4 separate regions of the Homo sapiens genome follow, and regions 2, 3 and 4 are each linked to region 1. The links are chromatin contacts, found by Hi-C or POLR2A ChIA-PET in ENCODE. All regions are on one chromosome and are shown on one strand. Each heading gives the region's core, a stretch centred on a gene start or an enhancer-like site at or near the end of the contact. The rest is flanking DNA. Distances are from core to core; before and after follow the strand shown. Region 1 overlaps NFIB (nuclear factor I B). Region 2 has its middle 150 kb from the start of LINC01235. Region 3 has its middle 240 kb from the start of LINC00583. Region 4 has its middle 220 kb from the start of LINC00583.

Region 1 (5,514 bases), core at 1,000-3,499:
TTTTGTCTTACATATGTGCAGATGTGGCTGTATGTCAATAATTTGTTTGTTGAGTTCCACTTCAGATGAGGCTAGCCTGGAAGTGAAATACACAAAGTGTTTTATACAGGTCTTGGGTTTCTTCGATTTATTTTCACCGTTTTTAGGGATCATTATTGCCGTCGGAATGATCCTCTTTGCATGCAAGATGATTCCTAATGATTATTACTATTTGTAATAATCTGTATCAGAAAGCTCCCTGGCTAGCTCTTACCTGAACTGCAAAGTACTCTTGTGGGCTCTCTGGGAAACACCAAATATCATAAACTGCAGGTGGCTCATGGAATTATTCTAACTGCAAGCAATAGGACTTCACAGTAATGAAAGAGAAACATATTTGTTTCTTAACTAAGTAGGTAAATAGCCTTCTTTATTGCTACTCCTTGGGGACCAACGGTTTTGAAAATAGCATATCAAAATGGTAGCCCATCAAACCTCATTAATTTATATTCAATTGATTCAGAAGTTTTTTGTTCTTAGGGCACAGTGGATTGAATGTTAACTTTACCATGCGTGAGTGCTAGCACTTTCTAAGTAAAATAATAGCATCTACCATTGAAATATTTTATCTAATAAAGAGCACAGGGCAAGAAAAAGCCACTCCATATGGGAGCACTGCCACTAAATATTAAATGTGTTCCTTATAATTACTGCACTCGTTTAGTAAAAAACTCTTACATAATACTTGAAGCCTTCGATATAGCAACCTACACTTAAATAAAAACTTCCTTAAAATGTTCGGTTTAAACATAAATAAGAAAAAAGCTCTTCCTCAATTGGCCAAATTAAGGACTTATAAAAAAATTGTTTGATCTTTTTCAAATTTTAGAACTGAAAATGAAAGATGAAAAATTATTATGAAGATGACTAATTATAAATAAATTACAGTACACACATGCATACATATATAAGAACTCAGGTAGCTGTGGGAGGTTTTAGCCAATTAAAAATTATACAATTATCAGGCTCAGAGCAATTATTTTATCTCCTCCCACAGACCACAGCACAGTGGAGAAGCCCACATGTTGATTTCCAGCCTCTTTCTGTCTGTATTCCTCTCTACCCTGGGCTTCTTTTCAATGCTATTGTTAAAAGTGGTACTGCTCCTCTTATTTGCATATGTGATGCTTTAACAGCAGATAAAATTCTCTACAAAAATGGTGCTTCAAAATAGTGCCTTTCACTAGAGAAAATCACCCAAGGCATACTAAATCAAATAGAAATATAAGTTTTATACAAAGCAAAAAGAGATTCTTTTATAAATGATTTTCAGTTAAAAGCAAAAATCAGCATTATTTGCACAATTTTACCTCTTAAAGGTGAAACTTACTTGTATCAGAATGCTGAAGCATAAAATTACAAATGATTAAAGAACTGAACACATTTTAATATCATGCTTGCTACTCTGTTCACAAGGGCAAAAGATCTTACATGGGCAAAAGATCTTCCTGTGTGTGAAACAAAGTGAGCAAGAGAGAATAATTGTAACTTTCTGCAATTTCAGAATATTCAAAATTCGTGTTCTTCAATTACTTGACCTTAAGATTTTGCCATTTCTTTTATCATTTATTATGTTTATTATGATATTTATTCATTCATAGTCTTTGTTATTTAAGTAAATATGACTAAAAAAATCATCATATCCCTACTAACAGCACTAGCAAAAATGAGAACCAAAAAGGTAAGCTAATAAATGGTGCACTGGCTGTCGAGGGAACTGATTTCTTACGGACGAACTACATCTGTAAATATGGCACTTTACATAAAACATATTCAAATAAAGTAGGGGTTTAATATACTTCCTTTCACTACAAAGGGTTAATCAGCAAGGTTTACATTTGGGAATTTTCAGAATCACGCTCCTCCCTCTCCAGTAGCGCTGCCAAAAATCATCGACAGGAAACGTAAGATTAAGTTTGTCCTACCTAAGCGAACAAAGAGTGCTCTGAACAGGCCACCGGTTTACTGCAGAGCGGGAACTTTTCTAATCCTGCTGGAATCTGCAGTCCTGCTCAGAAAATATCACGGAAAAAAGTTGTTTTCTTTCCTCTAACATCTTGTCTCAGGATCATCTCATTTTGGTCACACTGCAGATCCTGCTGCTTCTCCCATAAAGGTTAACTTAAAGCTCCAAACATAATCATGTGGAAAATGGACATTATTGATTCCTATGGTCCATTGTTCCCCCAACCTAAGTCCCTGAAGTTCAAGTTCAATCTGGAATTACATCATGTCTGGTTTCTCCTGGTTACCAGACGGCTTGAGACGTGACCACAGCTACAGAAAAAACAAACAGCCTTCTTCACGCTTCGGCTCCCCTATCGATTCAAACGTAAACTTTTTTTCTTTCTCTCAAGTACGCTTCAAGTATGGAGCATGGTTAATTTAGAGATTAAGTTCCAAATTAGATTATCTAATGGCATCTTAATGGATTGCTGACCCATTTCCTGTGGGATGGCAGCATGCAAGTCTGGCTGGAATACAATTAATTTCTTAGGAAGTGTTCTGAAGAGTTTGCCTAGATAAAAAGGAAATGTCGTGTTGTACAAATCTTTCTTTATAAATGGAGAAAGTTAGGCAAAACTACGACAAATCCCAACATATTATTCAAAAGCCAGACCACAGATGTTGTGCGTCCGTGAAAACCATATCAAGATCATTTTTAAGAATGGTAATGTTTTTATTTTTGATTTCATAACAGGTGCAAATAATTTTGATGAGAATAGAGTAATTCCTTTAAAAAGAATATTCATATACAAAGACAAAAGTAGTTAGCAGCCCCTTTACCAAACAATGATCATGTGAAATTTTGGTTTTTGCAATTCTCCACCTTGAACCAAAGATTCTTCCATTCATCTACCATATCAGCATTTCTATCATAGTCCCAGAGTGGTGCTAGGGGCCCAGAATGGTGTATAAAAAGTTGAGGATTTGAACACACTTTAGAGCTGACAGCTGAAAAGGAAATTCAGCACTCGGAGAATAAAGCTCCCCCCAGGAACTCCAGGAACAACCCAGCTGTTGTACTGTAGTTATGTGTCAAGATAACAAACTGAGAGCAGGAAATGCTAACCTAGTGAATTCGCGGGGATGTTCTAAGTGTAATGTTGAAATAAAAGTTAACTCTTTATATTACCTAAGGACATACTGCCCTTATCATACGTATGCCACATATATGTGGAGATATACACACACACTACATACACACACACATATAGATGCATACACACACAAACACATATATGTAATACAAACATATGGTTTGCAACCCATTATTGAAAGTTATTTTTTGTTTAAATATTCATTCTTTTGAGAGCATACATTTTACAAAGAAAATGTTATGAACAAAGCAAGGAAAATGGCTGAGGTGAGTGTTATGCAAATTAAGTTACATGGATAAAATGAGAGCTATTACCCCCCCACACTTTTTTTTTCTTTCTTTCTTTTTTCTTTTTTTTTTTTTTTTTTGCCCTCCCTCTCCTGACCAACCAGATCCAAATAACCTTTACTGGCTGCTAAATTTCTCTTGAGAAATCAAGCAACTCTCTAGAATTGCAGTAATAAACGACAATTTCTTAGAAAAACATGTGTAAAGTAACTACAGAATGAAGTATTCAACCCACAGAAAGGAACTGCTAACACATGTAACACGGAAAATAGCTGATAAAAGTCTCTTTGGTGCCATTCAATTATGGCATCCGCAGAAACACAAAAATCCTCCCAATTATTTTAGTAAAATCTTCATTTATTCATTATTTCAGAGGCTGAGCAAATGGTTTGTGTAAACATATCCTTTGGTAACACGCGCATGTTTATTTTAGCCATCTGAAGACTTCTTCTATGTTTACATAAGCCATCAGACACATACAACCACTCACTTGTGGCTTTGCGTTTTCTTGAAAGGGGTGAAGGGAGAGAAGAGAGAATGAAACAATAAATTCAGTTTCTCTTTTGCATAAAGCACTCCCTCTAATGTTTTAAAATAGCTTATGTTTGTATTATTCTTGGATTGTCCTTCAGCTTTCTTTTTCATTCAATTATATTGATCTTTCATATCTGACAGTACAGGCTATATTCTGACTATCACTTTAAGAAAGCCAGCCAGTCAGGGAGTAACTGCTGTATATGTTTATGTCCACATAACTCACATATGCAACAAGGTAATTTGTCCACATGAGACAAAGCACAAACACAACAGTACCTACCTTAAGCAGTTCATCACCTATCATCCTCCTAAGATCTTGAGCCCATTCTGACTATACTAGAAGTGAGCCCTTCACCCAACCAATATTTTACTCTGGGTTAACTGCAGTTCCTGACCTTTCACTTAGGCAGAAAAATTGACTCTCTCAAGGTGCAAGCAACTCCTTTGCACATGTGTGTGCACACACACACAGTTCACAAAACAGTTCACAAAATTTTAAGGTCAAAACAACAAAACATCTTCAGGGTTGTAACCTAATAAGGCTGTGAAAACTTTCCCAAAGAGTCAGCTTTGGTTCCTAAGGGAATGCTTAAGCCTTGGGGTTGCGGGTGGATGGAGGAAATCTTCCAGCTTTGATTATACTTGCACAGCTCCCTTGGCACTGCCATTTTCAGTTCCGACAAGAGCTGCATTTGACATGGAAACACCTCAACAGGGCAATTAGTATAAAGCAGAAAAGAGGGTGACCATGGAAAAGTGATTGTACAAAGAAAGTAATGACAACAAACAACAATCAATCAAAATAAAGCAAAACCAAAACACCCGTTTTGCTTTGTCCTTTTCTACAACAGTCTCCAGGGATTGCCTTTTGTTAAAAGGCATCTACCACAACAAAAATAACCTGTGATATTTTATTTATTCCATCGTGACAAAGGCAAATTATTTAATTCTTTGGATGAACAGACCTATATTTCTTAAATATTTTCAACTTATTCAGATGATTCTAAAGCCATAGCCATGCCCTGAAGATTTTAGATGTCTATTATCTGCCTTAAAAGTGCTAGTGTTACAGACATTTATGACTTTTTTCAAAATTCTTTCAATGTTTTAAAAATAACCACAAGTCATAAACTAAAAAAGATGGATAAAGCTATCATGCCACCGACAAGGGCTATTTGTATTATCAAATATGAACTCTGTTGTGTCCATTTTTGAAAACTACAACAAAGCAAAGCAACCTATGTCATTTGAATTTATTTATTCTGAACTGCATCACACCTAGATTTTAAGAACTGTCAGCATTGGATTCACCACAGCATTTAGCACAGCTCACCATAAAGATTCAATAATATCTGTTCAATGTAGAAATGTGATGGCTGCCATTATCAATTATGTGCTTTCTGAATCAGGATAGAAAGAGAAGAAACAAACCAAGATACTGGCTGGGCATGGTGGCTCATGCCTGTAATCTCAGTACTTTGGGAGGCCAAGGCGAGCAGATCACTTAAGTCAGGAGTTCCAGACCAGCCTGGCCAACATGGTGAAATCCA
Region 2 (5,514 bases), core at 2,156-4,655, 510 kb before region 1:
CATGCTGTCAGTAGACAGGGAGGAAGCTTCTATTCTATGCGTTATTGTACAGTTATTTTTTTTAAAAAATGGGGTTTCATCTTTTTCCTATGTAATCATCATCTTCACATATCTTACTAATTAAATGGCTAATTTGTCTAAATTGATTTCTCAAATCTTCCTAGGTCTTTTTGCCACAACAAGGGAATACATTTGAGTTTTTCCATCTTTTTTTTTTCCACAGCTTTATTTAGGTATAATTGAAAAAAAAATTGTATATATTTAAGGTGTACAATGATGTTTGAATGTATGTGTATATATTTTCCATTATTTTTTCTTTTTTTGTGTGGTGAGAACGATTAAGATATACCCCCTTAAGACATTTCCAATATACTATATGGTTTTGTTAACCATACTCACCACACTGCACATTAGATCAAGAGAAAGTATTCATCTTGCATAACTGACACTTTGCACCCTTTGATCAACCTCTCCTGGCAACCACTCTTCTGCTCTCTTTCTATGAGTTTGGCTATTTTAGATTCCACCTATAAGTGAAATAATGTAGTATTTGTCTATGACTGGCTTATTTCACTTAGCATAACATTCTCAAGTTTCATCCATGTTGTCACAAATGGCAAGATTTTCTTCTTTTTTTAGGTCTAATGGTATTCCATGGTATATCTAGATATATATCACATTTTCATTATCCATTCATCTGTGGCTGGACATTAGATTGTTTCCATATCTTGGCTATTGTGAATAATGTTGCAATGAACATGGGAGTGCATATATCTCTTCGACAGACTTATTTCGTCTCCTTTGGTTATATACCCACTAGTGGGATTGCTGGATATTATGATAGTCTTATTTTTAGTTTTTTGAGAAACCTCCATACTGTTTTCCATGATGGCTGCATTAATTTACATTCCCAGCCATATTATACAAGGTTTCTCTTATTTATCTTCCGTCTTTTTGATGATAGCCATTCTAACAGGTGTGAGGTGTAAGTTGGTTCACCTTTTTTTTTTTTTTTTTGAGACAGAGGCTCTGTTGCCCAGGCTGGAGTGCAGTGGCACGATCTCGGCTCACTGCAAGCTCTGCCTCCCAGGTTCACGCCATTCTCCTGCTTCAGCCTCCCGAGTAGCTGGGACTACAGGTGCCCGCCACCACGCCCGGCTAATTTCTTTGTATTTTTTTTAGTAGAGACGGGATTTCCCCATGTTAGCCAGGATGGTCTCGAAGGTTGGTTCATCTTAATGAAGGACCGTGATAAGTAATATAGCTATATCCCTGGCTTTTCCAATTTGGGAAGAATCACAGTAATCTGAATCCTAACCAACTGGACCAAAATAAGCCTAGGTTTTCCTCATGGTTTTTTTACCACAGATATTTCTAAGATTCTCCCCAAGAAAATTCATGTCCATTTTTCCTGTCCATTCTTATTGCTTCTTGCCTCTTAGTCTTATATGAATGTGTTGGAGCATGACTACTGTATTTGGGATTCAGCCTTCCCAATCCTCATTTAGTACCCAATAACAGACAATGGAACTGTCTTTTTCTTTCATGGCCATCTCTATCTCTTATCCTCTTACCCACAAAGATAATCCTCCTCAGGATTTCTACTAGGGCAAATTGTCAGAACTCCATAATTAGATATCAGTGTAATTCCCAAAGAATGAGCTCTTTAGTCTTCAATAAACCCACATATATCACTTCAACATTGTAATCTACCTTGGAATTCACACACTAGAATGAGGTCAACATATATCCCTACATCCTTATGCTGTCTCGTGTACAATGCTATAGCAAGGATAACAGATACAATTTCTAATAATAAAGAATAAATTTCAGAGCAATTGACTCTAAATCCATATTTAGGAAAGAGACCATTTTCAGAATAAAACTTAGACTTCTACCATCAACCCCTTACCTGCTGACTTCGGCATAAGTCACACTGCGAGACACTTGACCCTTTGGAGACCCATCCACCCTCAAAAAAGATCTGGCAAAGAGTTCTGGCTGTCACTTCTGCATATGGTGCCCAGTCGACAAAATATGTTTAAATGCACTGCTTGCCTCTATGTGATAAAAGACATTTTGGCACAAGACTTTATAGAAAATTGGGTACCAATTAGGCCTTGGAAATTCATGACCATCAAGAAGGGCAAATTCTGCTCTTTCAAAACATTAGCTCCTCGCTATTTATTTGCCAATGGATTGGGCATTTCAAGACTAGACAAATGACAAACATATACTGCAACAGCTCAAATGTGTATTGTCTTTTTGTATACACTGTTGTTATTTGACATTTTTAAAAAAACAATTAAGAAATTCAGGTCACATGAATAGGTTGGATACTTTCTGCAGTTGAACTAGTTTGTTACTTATTTCTATTTAGAAGGCTAGGAATGGAAAAGAGTAGCATTAGAATTGTGAACATTTCTGGGAGAGTTAGAGAGGGCCCTAACCTATTCAGTTGTTATCCCTACAGGAAGACAGATCTAATGTAGGGGCTGGCAAACTCATGGCCCACAGATCAAATGGACTTTGCTGTTTCTGTAAGTAAAGTTTTATTGGAACATACCCTGCCCATTCATTTCCATGCTGTCTATGGCTGCTTCCACACTAAAATAGCAGAGGTAAGTTGTTGCTACAGAGACGGTATGGGCCACAAACCTTAAAATATTCAGCCCTTTATAGAGAAAGTTTGCTGACCACTGATCTAGTTTAGAGCTATCTTTCTTGTGAAAATATTTTATAAACTCTCTAGTAAAGTTGGAGATAAATATATACTTCTATGAGAAGAAGCTAACACTTAGAGATTAGATTATCTTACTAAATTCATTCTACTAAAGTCAAAATGAGGATCTGTAAAGACTTCAAGTGTTGCCTGTGTATGTGCTGATGGGATAGTTGATTTTTCTCATCTCAGTCTGTTGGGACACAGTTGCCCCAAGGAAATGCTCTTAGTTTCAGTCATACTAAAAGTGAAAACATAAGGCCCACTGCCTGCTAATCACGTTGCATAAAAAAAAAAGAGAGAGAGAGAAAAAAACCTTTAAAACAAGAGACCGTTTTCCTCTGATCATCTTCCTCTTTAAGTGGATTGTTTGAGAGATATTAAAATAACCGAAGCAGCCTGGAGAATCCAACTTAAAAAACACATAAACCCAGCGTGCTTAAAGTTCAAAAGGTCTATTGCATAGTCACTATTAATCTCTCTATACATATTTTATTTAACCTTCTGTAAATATTGTCATTGTAAAGTGCTTTGGACAGGCTAATGCACTGGGATGTTTTGCTAATGGAAACAGAGACAATAATGCAGAAAGCAATCACAAGACGGGAAGAGGAGGAGGCAGATGAAGGAAAGAGCAGACTGAAAGCAGAGCCCAGGTTGTCTGGGAGAGGTGAGGCCAGGACACTGCGTGGAGCTGACTTCTTCATTAGTAGAGGCTGGAGCCATGCCAGAGCATTCCAAAGGACTACACTCGACTTTAGGAGCCCATCAATTCCCCCTCCCCATTCTCCTTCTCTCTTTCTTTCGGTGAGCTTTAAAAGAGCATAATGTTACTTCCCCCCCACATTATAATGTACTGCTTTCCATTGGAAAATCAGTATGTAAAACTGGCAAATATCTTTTAGTTCTGGATAATCAGAGAGTAACTTTCCATTTAGTCATCTACAGTGTTTGTTAATGAGAGTTGAAGCTTTGAAGCTCTTCCTGTTTTTATGATTTTGTTCCTCCATGGTGTGTGTAATTGGTTGTTCTAAAGGATGTGGTATCCATCTTCCTACTTCCTGTCATTCCTAAACAGCATCACAAGGCTACTTCCTCAAGGGTGCTGGGGATACCGTTTTCCTGTTTCATTTCAAGAGCAACACCACCATTGCTTGAACTGGTAAAGCATTTGCTTCCTTCTCTCTCTCCTTTTTTTTTTTTTCCCTCTCCTCCATCTTCGTCTTTTTCTCTCCCTTACTCTTTTGTTGTTGTTGTTGTGTTTCCCACACCAAAACACTGCCTCCAGGACTGCCTAAGTCCACGTTGGCGGGCTCCCGTTTGTGGTGCAGGTGTGCAGAGCCCTCCTCCGTGTCGTCGCCACAGCAACCCGGGGCTCTAATCTGCTGAATATGAATAGAAGAAACAGAAAGAGAAAAGCCATCCACCCCCTTCTGCTCCATCCATGAGTCCAAAAGAGGGATACCGTCTCCAAGCATTCCTGATAGTCCCCCAGCCATCGCCCAGGCAACAGTCACAGGGAACTGGCACGGCCTGCGGTGAGAAAGCAGTCCCTGTCTCAAGATCAGACCTCCTCCTCCTCTGTCTCCTCCTCCTCCTCCTCCGCTCCTCCCACCCTGGGTCCCCTATAGGCCCCTACAAACCTCCATCCCACTTCTGGTCTCCTTGCCCCACACCCTCCAGCCAGTGGGTCATTAAATCACAGACAAGGCAGAGTGTGGGGGGAGTATATGTCATATTTTTCTTCTAATGGTGCTGAAACAGTACTCTTGTGTGTATGTGCATGTACGCGTGTGCACATATATTCATATATGTGTGCATGCATGTATATGTGTGTTTATTTTAGGAGATTTTCATCCTAGTTACCTTTCAGATGAGCTGTGTTTATGAGCTGGAGAGGACGAGTTGGACAGAGAATTTTTCCTTATCGAAGCTAGTAGTTTGAAAAAACAGTCCTTTGCAGGTTCCACGACTTCAACTGTTTCTGGGCTGGAGGAGGTTTTTCAGAGCCCTTTGCTCTCTAGTGCCCATATCCAGCAGTGAAAGCTCTCATTTGTCTCCCCACCATCATGTTGATGCAGCTGGGTTTGACACTGCTTACCTCAGCATTTTTTTTTTTTTGGTTGAAAGACAGAAGGCTTCCTTGTGATCCCAGCCTTTTCCTATCAAATGACACTCAGCCATGGTTTGGGTGACTTATTTACTGGCAGCGGACCAGTAAAAACAAAAATGAACGTTCACAACTAATAAATCCTTGAGCTTAGATAGCTACAGCAACAGTGGTGGGATTACATCAAAATGTTCAGCCTGATACCACGGGGCTCCCAGGCAGTGTGGAACCTAATAAGTCAGGGGTAGGAAAAGGGGGTAAAACAAGACAAGGAACAGAGAAATTTTTTATACTCTGGGTCGAAGGCACACTCAGAAACTTTGAATGATATCATGTGCTTTCTTGGTTGGGGACTTTAAAAATGGGGAGCAGGGTACACTGTATTTGAGTCATTGGAATGGGAGGCAGCTATGCTTGCCACCTTTTTCTTTTATTCTTGGAAATTAAACCACACACATCTTCAGCATGATGAAGGAGGCCAGTCTAGATGGACTGGACAGCAAAATCACAGCTTTCTCAGCTGCACTGAAAGGAACTATTTTTATAGAGGACATGAGGTCAAGAATGTTTAGCAAACAAAATTGAATGTCATCTACTCCTAGATAATTCTCCAAGGACCTTCCTCCTCCCAGGCCCTTACTGAAAGTGAGGGCATCTCTTTCAGGCTAGTATGATAATATTT
Region 3 (5,514 bases), core at 1,963-4,462, 410 kb before region 1:
GCAAGTTTTTCCAGCCCAGTTTCCAGAATTAGAAAAACTACTCACACACCATCCAACTGAGACAGTAGTAGATATGAAAAGGCTTCTTCAGTTAAGCAGATATATATTTAAGTCCATAAAGAACATATATACAAAGTGCCAGGCCCTGTACCAGAGACTAGAGCACCAGGGACAAACAGGACAGACAGCTTTTGATCTCTACCTGAGGGCTGCACAAAGTGCTCTGGGTCAGCACTGGGACTTAGCCATCTCCTTCTGTATTAGTCCATTTTCACACTGATGATAAAGACATACCCAAGACTGGGCAATTTACAAAAGAAAAAGGTTTAATTGGAGTTACAGTTCCATGTGGCTGGGGAAGCCTCACAATCATGGCAGAAGGCAAGGAGGAGCAAGTCACATCTTACATGGATGGCAGCAACCAAAAAGAGCTTGTGCAGGAAAACGCCCCCTTATAATAACCATCAGATCTTGTGATACTTACTGTCATGAGAACAGCATGAAAAAGAACTGCTCCCATGATTCAATTACCTCCCATCAGGTCCCTCCCACAATACGTGTGAATTCAAGATGAGATTTGAGTGGGAATACAGCCAAACCATATCTCCTTTTTTTGGAACAAGTCCTTTCCTTCAGTCAATAACTACATCCTGATTACCTACTATGCTCCAGAAACCCTATTAGGCTCTCTGCAGGGTACAAATAGCTACAGTCTTATCCTCAAACAATATTCAGAATAGCTGTGGAGCCAAGATACACAGAGTCACATGAAAAGATAAGTTAATAATGAAAGGAACTGGTACTTTCTGGCACTCTGGAATGTTCTATGTCTTGATCTAGGTGGTGCTTACACAGGTATCTACATATGTAAAAATTCAATCTACATATTTAAGATTTCTGTACATTTTAAGATTAAAAAGTAAGGCAAGGAATTATTTGTTTTACATGTATATATATCCTCATACAATTCCAAAAATGATTTGAACCTTTTTACAAAGATATGCACAATTACCAGATTGTAAAATAAATAAGGGAGAAAACTGGAGGAAAGAAAAATAAAGACAGGAAATAAAAATAAGCCAAAGTTAATGCTATTACTGCACCCAAGCACCGCCCCCCCAACCCCCGCCAAATACATGACATTAAGTGTCACTTGTTACTTGTGGTGGGCTACAATTCTGGCTCTGAGTCTATGAAAAGAGGGAGATGCCGGGCGCGGTGGCTCACACCTGTAATCCCAGCACTTTGGGAGGCCGAGGTGGGTGGATCACAAGGTCAGGAGATCGAGACCATCCTGGCTAACACAGTGAAACCCCGTCTCTACTAAAAAAAATACAAAAAATTAGCCGGGCATGGTGGTGGATGCCTGTAGTCCCAGCTACTCGGGAGGCTGAGGCAGGAGAATGGCGTGAACCTGGGAGGTGGAGCTTGCAGTGAGCCGAGATCGTGCCACTGCCCTCCAGCCTGGGCTACAGAGCGAGACTCTGTCTCAGAAAAAAAAAAGAGGGAGACATGACTCATGATGATCACAAGATAAAAACAAAATAGCAGCTCAGGAGAAGGCCACCTATTCTTGGTTTTGAGGACTGAGAGACATTTTTCCCCACGGGCCTGCATGAAAAAGACACTGTAAAATATATCAAATCATGTCCCCAATAACATCCATACAATATATTTCACAGTGCTTTTTGCTGGGTTGTTTCTCATAAAGTTTTTTTTTTTTTTTTTAATGTGGGATAGTGGTATAATAGCAGACCACAGTTCAACAAAAGCAATTATACAGGGACTAAAAGGACACAGGCCAGAATATGAAGTGTTATTTGAGTAAAATAGATATTCTCTTAGTTTCAAAGCAGGGGAGTAGAGATGCAATGTAGAGAAATTGAGAAAGCCTTCATTGAAAAGGAGATATTCAGCTGGACCTTGAACAAACATCGGAAGATATCAGATAAACTAACAGGAATGAAGAGGTCACTCAAAGAGGGACAGGTGCAACCAAGAGGTGGAAGAAAGAATATGAAAGAAAATAAGTCATCCAGGCTGGTTTATAATGAAAAAATGGGCAAGAAGACTGAGAAGGTAAGTTGAGACCAGACATTGGAGGTACCATAGGTCAGGCTAAGCAGTTAATTCATCATCTTAGAGATAAACGGTAGAGGGGAGCTGAAGTATTTCAGGCTTCTGGACAGAATAGTATTATGATAAAAGCTATTAATATTTAGGAAGATTCCTCTGACTGTCTTTGGCCAAATAAATTAGAAAAGCAAGTTTTGGGGGGGGTGGGGTGCAAAACAAAAAAGAAAAATTAGAAAAGCAAGAAGGACCCAAGTTAGAAAGCTCTTCCCTAAATTCTCTAGACAATGCCTCTGTGATAGAACTTAGAGGTATCCTATATTTACCTGCACACAGGTTAAGACTGGCTGAAGGTAATTGTTTCTAAGGCCACAATGAAGCCACACCCATAACCACCAGTTAGTTGCCTCTCCTGAGCCATGGTTTAAATTTAGGCTGTGGTTTGAAACAACAACAAAAAACAGCTAAAGAAACCAAGGAGGAAGTTTTGGATCTTTCTCAAAGCAACATGGAAAAGAAGGGAGAGATGGAAAACAAAATATTTTGGAAGGGAGTGGAAAAGATGACCTACTCATGGCACTAAAGGCATACAGGGCAAAGGAATGTGTATGTCTAGAACCAAAGAGCAGGGCTGCTTCTCTGGCGTCTCCAGGGGAAAGGAAAGATGTTATGCAAACCTGTATGAAAGGGGAATCACTTCCTCACATGGCTCAGGCTGTTGTTTACCAGAGTAACATTCGGGCTCCAACTGTCCTTTCTTATAGAGAAAGGCTGTCTCCTGCTGTTTGTGGATCCAAGGCCTGCTGAAAGCTGTTTAGAAGTGCATACCACTCCATGTGCAGCTCCTTCATTCCTTTGCTGTGTTTGCATGCCTCACCGAGCATATTCACTGTCCTATGCCTTGCACAAAACCCTCACGTTCCTTTTTGGAATGCCTCTGTGTCTCTGTGTGTACTTGAATCTCCAGGCCAATGAACATGAGCTTCCTCCTTCTCAGCACCTGAGGAAAGTTTAAACAAATGTAAAGGCATAAAAACCTTTCTTCTGTCCTGATCTAGTTGACTAATAATGTATATATTGTTTTCTGTTTTTGAAAAAACAAGAAAAAAAAAATCTCTCCCTGCCTTTGGAAAAAAGCATGACAAGAGGCTCCACCTGCTGGCCTAGGGGCTTCCAGAAGTTTCAGACCTATTATCTCAGATTGGAAATAACATCCATTCCTACTCTTCCCATTGGTAGTTTTGAAATATAGTGCCATGTCATAGTGTCCATGGACATCACTTGGTTTATGCAGTTCTCCAGCTATTCAAACAGTCTGTAAGCCAAATACTTCTGGTGCCATGAAAAGAGCATTAGACTAAGAGTCAAAAACTCTACAACTCCACCACTTACTATGACAATGACATTGGGAAAATGCTTTTCTCTAATTTTTCAGGTTTTTTTCAACTGTACAACGGGAATTACAAGCCTTTTCCTCTCCATCTTACAGGTTGGTGTTGAGAATCAAATTGAGAACATTAAGGACATGAACAACTTTGTAACTGAAACACCCTGTAGGAACAAACAAGAGCCATGGCTTTTAGCCTAGTGGAGCTTTGCTGTGAAGAACTTTAGGAAATCTCTTCTTGAAAGAAACTTTTCATGTTAGGGTAATTTCTACAAGGTCTTGGATCTTTGCTGACAGAAGGAAATTCTTCAAGTTGCATCCTTAATGTGATTTGCTCTCAATTCATCCTTAGATTGTGATGTTCCTCTACCTCTCCCAGTGTGGGAGTTGGTGGGGATGAAGAAGCCAGGAACTTTGGTAATAAATCAACCCAGAGGGCAGTTCTCCCTCTAAACTTCACATCTCACGTAAGGTAAATGATGAAAAAAAGCCCTTTCGCTTACTTTTGTAATTGGCCCTTTTCCATCCTACTAGCCACATAAATAAGTGGACTGGAAGGGCACCTAGAGATAACATAAAGCAATTCTCACACATGAAGGGCATGGTCTGAGCCTAAGGGACTCATGCAAAGTTAGCCAGCTAGCCAACTGGGCTTACACAGTTTTCAAGCTCACAGATGTCTAGGTCTAAACTTAGCAGAACTTATGAGACTCTGAGTAGCTCTGAGATCGTTACTCACCTTCCTATGACTTTGTTTACTCATTTAAAAATAGATATGGAAAATGATCCTACCTCAAAGGGCCCTAGGGTAGTGTGGGCACAAAAAGTACCTTGCCAAGTTATGACTCTTTATAAATGCGTTTAATTATTATCATTTAATTAGAATTTAGAAGTCTGTATTAAAGCCTAAGTTTTAGGATAGTTTTACATAAATGCAATTAGCTTATTTATATGCATTATGTAAAAAATATATTCATATATATTATAAATACCATATATTATAGAACATATGATATAGATAACATAATATATAACCCATATATATCATATTATAAATATATGTTATATAATATATAATGCATATAATTGTATGCACGTGTATTATAAAATTTTATAGACACTGAAGATATGATTACTATTATGAATATTCTGCTAAAAATTTGAAATAGGAAGCATCTAAATTATTTAAACATTTTAATTAATAAATTTCATTTTGTAGAGCAGTTTTAGGTTCACAGCAAAATTGAGCACAAAGTACAGGGTTTGCATTTACCCTGTCTCCACACTCACACAACTTCCCCTACTGTTACTCTCCTCATAGCACCATCATAATACATTTGTTATGATTGATGAGCCTACATTGACTCATCATCACCCAAAGTCCATGGTTTATATTAGAATTCACTGTTGGTATTGCTCATTCTGTGGGTTTTTGACAACTGTAGAATGACATGTATCTACCATTTTAGTAGCATATCGGATAGTTTCATTGTCCTAAAAATCTGCTGTGCTCTGCCTATTTATCTCTTCCTTCCTCCTAACCTGTGACAACTGCTGATCTTGTTACTGTTTCCAAAGTTTTGCTCTTTCCAAAATTTCATATAGTTGGAATCATACAGTATATGGTCTTTCCAGATTAGTTTCTTTCACTTAGTAATAATCATTTAAGTTTTCTCCATGTCTTTTCAAGGCTTGAAAACTCAATCTTTTTGGTGCATAATATGTCATTGTCTAGATGTACCATCATTTATTGATCTACTCACATACTAAAGGACATCTTGGTTGCTTCCAGCTTTTGACAATTATGAATAAATCTGTTATAATCATCTTGTGCAGGTTTTTGTATGGACAAATCTTTAATTGATTTGGATAAATATCAAGGAGCAAAATTGCTGCATCATGTGGTAAAAGCATGTTTAGTTCTGTAAAATACTGCCAAACTCTCTTTCTAGGTAGCTGTACCATTTTGCATTCCCACCATCAATGAATGCACATTCCTGTTGCTCCACATCTTCACCAGCATTTGATGTTGTCAGTGTTTTGAATTTTGGCCA
Region 4 (5,514 bases), core at 1,879-4,378, 390 kb before region 1:
GAATAGCAGGCAATGAAGACTAAATTTTGGGATAGAGAGCTATGCTCCTATAATCACAATCTACAAGTAGATATTTCTCTAATGCTAAAATGTTGCCTTACTTTCCACATATTTCCAGAAGCCCTGATCTCTACATTTCTGAATCTAAAAAGATCCATGATTCATCATGTCTAGAAATGGCTGGTCAAATATTCCTCACTCATCACAGACTACTGTAACTCTTTAAAAGGAATATTAACAATGATGGCTCCTCCCTCTCTCTTCCAATTGTGACCATTTCCACCTCATACTGCAGCACTTTCATACTACATTGTAATTAGTATTTGATCTATCTGTGCTACCTGTCTACTTTGAGGTCTTTGCCAGTCTATTCACCCTTGTGTCTCTAGCACCAATCACAGTTTCCAGCATAAAATATGTATTCTATTAATATTTATTAAATGAATAATACATCTGATGAGCACTAAACTTGGTTAAGCACAATGCTTGATTTAATCACACAATAATATTTTGAAATAGGTATTATTATCCTTCCTAATTTAGAGACCACAGCACTAAGTCTCAGAGGACTGCTGCCTTTGCAAGTTGATCTGTCACAGGTGGCAAAGATGGGATTTTAAGTCAGGTTTGTTTGGCTCAGTGATGTGCTAATAAAGGTTTAACAACCAGCTTTCCAGGAATCAAAAGCCCTTCTTTGTAGCATGTGCCAATAACTATGGTGTAAATTTTAAGCTACCAAGGTAACATCGGTGGGTTTGCAACATTCCTGAAATTTAACATTTGGCTACAAACTGACTTCATAATACCACTGGTTAGACTGCAAATGTGGGCTATTTCCAGCTTAGCCAACGCTGGTAGTCAGGTTCCTGTCTTAGTGACTTAGGATCCTAGCAATTGCTGCAGCACAGTCATCCACTATAACCTTTGACTGCTGATAATCTCTGTATTCCAGACTGTTTTGCAGCTGGTCACATGACTGACAAGTCCATTCATCAGGAATGTTCTTCCTTCACCCGAGGCCAGCCATCCACTTCAGCTTTTAGACATGAATTAAGCAGAACAGAGGTTTTTAAAGTAAATGCTTTAAGATATGCTAGTCTTCTGATTTCCCCCAACCCTAAAAAATAATTGGACAAAAGCAATACCCTGTTGGGTTGAGAATTTATAAGGGAGGGCTTCTTTGAGATGTACAGTTGTTTTGAGACTGAAATGGCAGTCGATAAGTTGTGTTCGTGTTGAAATAACAATGTAATTATGTGAAGCTGCTTATCTTTAGTATCTTCAGGCAGAAAAAATGTTTAGAAAACCTCACTGAGTCCCCAAAGTTTTCCAGGGATTGTCTGAGACGCCTTGGAATGCTAGCAGAATCCACACAGGCTGATTAGAGGGGAAGCTTTCAGCACTCTTAAAAACTCTCACGTTATTTTCTCCCTTGGGAAGCTGCTGAAGAACATGTTGTATTGGGAGTGCAAAGCCGCTAGGTCAATGGAATCATTTCTTTGTGACTTGGGGATTTCTCAGAGCCAGCAATGTTATCCAAGCTTCATCCCTGTGACTGAGGAGAATTGCATCAGCTGCTCACGGGATACCAGATCTCAGTACGACATCTATTTAAGCAATGCCCTGCATGGCAGATGTCAGAGTGCAGTTACTGGATGCACGTGTGACTGAGTACAGTGAAGCCTGGTTTATTCTCTTGGGCTTACTAGCAAGTTTCAAAAAATATTTGGAAAAAAAGTTGTGTTACAGTAATATGACTGTCAGGAAGAAAATTAGAATTATCTTTGTGTCCTATGTGTATAAAAGTTAGTTGTATGTGGTTCTTTGTGCATATTTGTAAAAATGCATGTGACATAGATGCAAAAAAGATAGGCAGTAGTGAACAGGTGTCTTCAGCTTAATGTCAAGCAACAATTTTTGTCCCAGCTCTGCTTCTATCTAACTCTGTGTCTTGAAATCACCACTTAGTGTTTCTTGTCCTTAATTATCTTGAATAGAAACACAGGGGTTTGAAATCTATGGAGTCATTTCCTTCTTTTTTAAAAATTCCTAGGTTACAGGAAATGAAATTAAGCAACAATCTTATTTCAAAAGCATCTTGAACAAGAAAACTTTCAAAAGAAATAAATGAATGATATTCAAATAATAGTATTTTTTAGAAAAAGTATTAATTTAGGATTTAAGAAAAACTCTGGTGATTTTTTTCCTTTTGGCCAAGGCTATATCCACATACATCTGGATAAAAGTGAAAAAGAAAATATGCCAATCACCCAGATGGTTCTAAGTGTTTGATATCTGTCATCATGCAGGCCAAACACCTGGGTGATTGTGTTCATTTTCACCCTTCAGCCAGATGTTTTGAAACCACGGAGGTATGTCTTACATAAAAAAAAATTAAGCAGAATGGGGTGCAGTAAGAGGTAGAAAAAGAAGAAAATCAGCAATTTTTGAGCACCTACTCCCTGTCAGACACTTTCTTTCGTATTTTAATCCTCATAAGAACTCCATGAGGCATTATCTCCAACTTATAGATAAGGAAACTGAGGCTTGGAAATCTAAATTATTTGCCAATGTCACATATCTAAGAAGTAGTAAAGCTAGGATTTGAATTCTGTATTATAGAAAAAAATATTAGAAATAAATGCAATTAAGTTACAGGTAATGAAATTAGAGCTGAGAAAGAGTGCCTGCGTAAATAACACATACATGTAGATATTGAAACAGACGTAACTACTGCTACTGTTATTCATCTTAAGAACTTTTTACTCCAAGTCTATAACAAATGCCCATAGAAGGAGTAAGCAAAACCAGCCTAGAAGAACTGGCCCACTGTTGGACAGGTCTCTTGGTTGTGCCATGTATTTCTTTGGCTCCAACCACGTAGTAAAATTGAACACAATTGTCTCATTAATTGTTTTACCTCCCTTAAGTTAGGAATCTTGGATGATTTTGTAAAACTACCTAGTTTATTATACAAGTGTATGTAGAATAGCGTGCAAATATATGTGTGATGATTTACTAGGAAGAAGATTCTGAATATTTGATTTTATAACTCATTGTAAATAACCTGGGGGGTAAACTTCCCTGTATACAGCAGAAGGCAAGTTGGCCCATCCCAAGGTTCTCAACAATGGCTTTATCTTTGGGGAAATAATGAATCAGACTATTCCTCCATTATATGCCAAGAAACATAAGTTCCTGAGCCCACATGGAAAGGGAACTGAAAGCACCCTTTGCACGACTCTGCTTATATGGTAATACTGCTGACTCACATCCAGGGCAAAAATGCCCTGCTCTTACCCAGACAGCAAGCACAGGAGAAGAGAATAACTCTTATGAGGTTACTTTACCTGGCTTCCCCACTGTTTTGTAACAATGCAGGTATGTCTTACATTAAAAAAATTAAGCAGAATGGGATGCAGTAAGACAAAAGATGATCCTGAAGATGATCATGGGTCTTGAATATGATTGTGATGGGAGGTCTGGTCCTAAGTTTACTTACCCCAGTTGCTGACCTGCAAGTTAGAGCACTGGGAAGAACATTCACTTTTTAAGTAAATATAAGGATGAGAATTTACAGAGTAAGGAAATGGGGTCGAAGGAGGGCAGATGAGTGTATAAATGTTAGTTCCAGAATATGAAGGAACGGGTTGGAGATAATGCATTCTTTGGAAATAGCAAATGCTGTTGAAGCTTTTCAAAAAAGGAAATAAATCATAAAAGAATTTGGAATGCTTTTTATGGGTTGAAGTAGAAGAAAATTGAACATCAATATGATTCTGGAAAGAAATTTTGTGTCACTGCATTATTTAAATGTTAGGGGAAAATGATCAAAGCAGCCAACATTCAAAAAGGAATAATCTCTTTGGAAAACTTAATACACACATATCTGCAAATATTTAGGGGACAAGGAAAGACTATGGAGGAAATTTTGTGTCTATATAGTTAGACATTTTCTGATCTAGACCTACCCGGAGGCATATGCTGAAAACCTTCAATGTTTAAGCTCAGTTCTTCCCTGAACCATTTCAAACCAAATCTGAGCATTCTTTTAGAAGTCCCATTCTCTCTAGTAGGTGGAGTCTTGAATTTTTTTTCACATTCTAATATTGGTATCTGATATGCCTGCCTGGGGTTGTCCTAAGATAGTAAGAAAAATGACTGCAATGTATTAAGCACTGTGTTTGTGCTAGGTATTCTGCTAAGTACTTTACATACGTTATATTACTTAAATGTCACAGCAGCCCTCTAAGATAAGCATTGCTAGTTCTATTACAAATAAGGGAAAGCTCCAAGTAACTCTTTTTTTTTATTATTATACTTTAAGTTTTAGGGTACGTGTGCACAATGTGCAGGTTAGTTACATATGTATACATGTGCCATGCTGGTGTGCTGCACCCACTAACTCGTCATCTAGCATTAGGTATATCTCCCAATGCTATCCCTCCCCCCTCCCCCCACCCCACAACAGTCCCCAGAGTGTGATGTTCCCCTTCTGTTCCCCTTCCTGTGTCCATGTGTTCTCATTGTTCAATTCCCACCTATGAGTGAGAATATGCAGTGTTTGGTTTTTTGTTCTTGTGAGAGTTTACTGAGAATGATGACTTCCAATTTCATCCATGTCCCTACAAAGGACATGAGCTCATCATTTTTTATGGCTGCATAGTATTCCATTGTGTATATGTGCCGCATTTTCTTAATCCAGTCTATCATTGTTGGACATTTGGGTTGGTTCCAAGTCTTTGCTATTGTGAATAGTGCCTCAATAAACATACGTGTGCATGTGTCTTTATAGCAGCATGATTTATAGTCCTTTGGGTATATACCCAGTAATGGGATGGCTGGGTCAAATGGAATTTCTAGTTGTAGATCCCTGAGGAATCGCCACACTGATTTGCACAATGGTTGAACTAGTTTACAGTCCCACCAACAGTGTAAAAGTGTTCCTATTTCTCCACATCCTCTCCAGCACCTGTTGTTTCCTGACTTTTTAATGATCGCCATTCTAACTGGTGTGAGATGATATCTCATTGTGGTTTTGATTTGCATTTCTCTGATGGCCAGTGATGGTGAGCATTTTTTCATGTGTTTTTTGGCTGCATAAATGTCTTCTTTTGAGAAGTGTCTGTTCATGTCCTTCTCCCACTTTTTGATGGGGTTGTTTGTTTTTTTCTTCTAAATTTGTTTGAGTTCATTGTAGATTCTGGATGTTAGCCCTTTGTCAGATGAGTAGGTTGCAAAAATGTTCTCCCATTTTGTTGGTTGCCTGTTTACTCTGATGGTAGTTTCTTTTGCTGTTCAGAAGCTCTTTAGTTTAATTAGATCCCATTTGTCAATTTTGGTTTTTGTTGCCATTGCTTTTGGTGTTTTAGACAACTCTTAATCTCAACTAGTAAGCAGCAGAGCTGGGGAACAAAAGTTCACACTAATCACCATTAGGACTGCCATACAGTCCCACATGCAGCCTCCACCCAACACACACTCAAATTTTTCTAGTTATAAACTCTGCCTATT

The links. A loop is a pair of places that touch in the nucleus more often than their neighbours do. ChIA-PET counts read pairs that join two places held with the same protein, here RNA polymerase II (POLR2A). Pooled maps may share reads with other maps.
Region 2: a map of Right ventricle myocardium inferior shows a loop between it and region 1 (2.3-fold over the local background). The contact joins two enhancer-like sites. A Hi-C loop is called at or near these places in 3 of 168 maps with a recorded cell type or tissue (Right ventricle myocardium inferior, ascending aorta and endothelial cell of umbilical vein) and 4 of 50 pooled maps.
Region 3: a loop to region 1 is called in a map of Right ventricle myocardium inferior, with 2.3 times the contacts of the local background. The contact joins two enhancer-like sites. A Hi-C loop is called at or near these places in 3 of 168 maps with a recorded cell type or tissue (Panc1, Right ventricle myocardium inferior and cardiac septum). POLR2A ChIA-PET finds 5 or more read pairs at or near these places in 1 of 52 experiments (MCF 10A).
Region 4: a loop to region 1 is called in a map of endothelial cell of umbilical vein, with 10 times the contacts of the local background. The contact joins two enhancer-like sites. A Hi-C loop is called at or near these places in 2 of 168 maps with a recorded cell type or tissue (chondrocyte and endothelial cell of umbilical vein) and 2 of 50 pooled maps. POLR2A ChIA-PET finds 5 or more read pairs at or near these places in 1 of 52 experiments (MCF 10A).

Annotation. Positions count from the first base shown.
Region 1 is chr9:14,094,387-14,099,900 of GRCh38, forward strand. All of the region lies in intron 10 of NFIB (nuclear factor I B), which reads right to left. Among named protein-coding and RNA genes, the nearest start is that of LINC00583, 170 kb to the left of the region's middle. Within about 2 kb of position 2,250, at least 13 of the 41 ENCODE cell types and tissues checked have a DNase peak (open chromatin) inside an H3K27ac peak, as active enhancers do; they include endothelial cell of umbilical vein, where a contact is called at or near this core.
Region 2 is chr9:13,583,526-13,589,039 of GRCh38, forward strand. No RefSeq gene overlaps it. Among named protein-coding and RNA genes, the nearest start is that of LINC01235, 150 kb to the left of the region's middle. Within about 2 kb of position 3,406, at least 4 of the 41 ENCODE cell types and tissues checked have a DNase peak (open chromatin) inside an H3K27ac peak, as active enhancers do; they include endothelial cell of umbilical vein, where a contact is called at or near this core.
Region 3 is chr9:13,685,964-13,691,477 of GRCh38, forward strand. No RefSeq gene overlaps it. Among named protein-coding and RNA genes, the nearest start is that of LINC00583, 240 kb to the right of the region's middle. RefSeq lists an enhancer at 2,563-3,103. Within about 2 kb of position 3,213, at least 4 of the 41 ENCODE cell types and tissues checked have a DNase peak (open chromatin) inside an H3K27ac peak, as active enhancers do.
Region 4 is chr9:13,704,628-13,710,141 of GRCh38, forward strand. No RefSeq gene overlaps it. Among named protein-coding and RNA genes, the nearest start is that of LINC00583, 220 kb to the right of the region's middle. Within about 2 kb of position 3,129, at least 8 of the 41 ENCODE cell types and tissues checked have a DNase peak (open chromatin) inside an H3K27ac peak, as active enhancers do; they include endothelial cell of umbilical vein, where a contact is called at or near this core.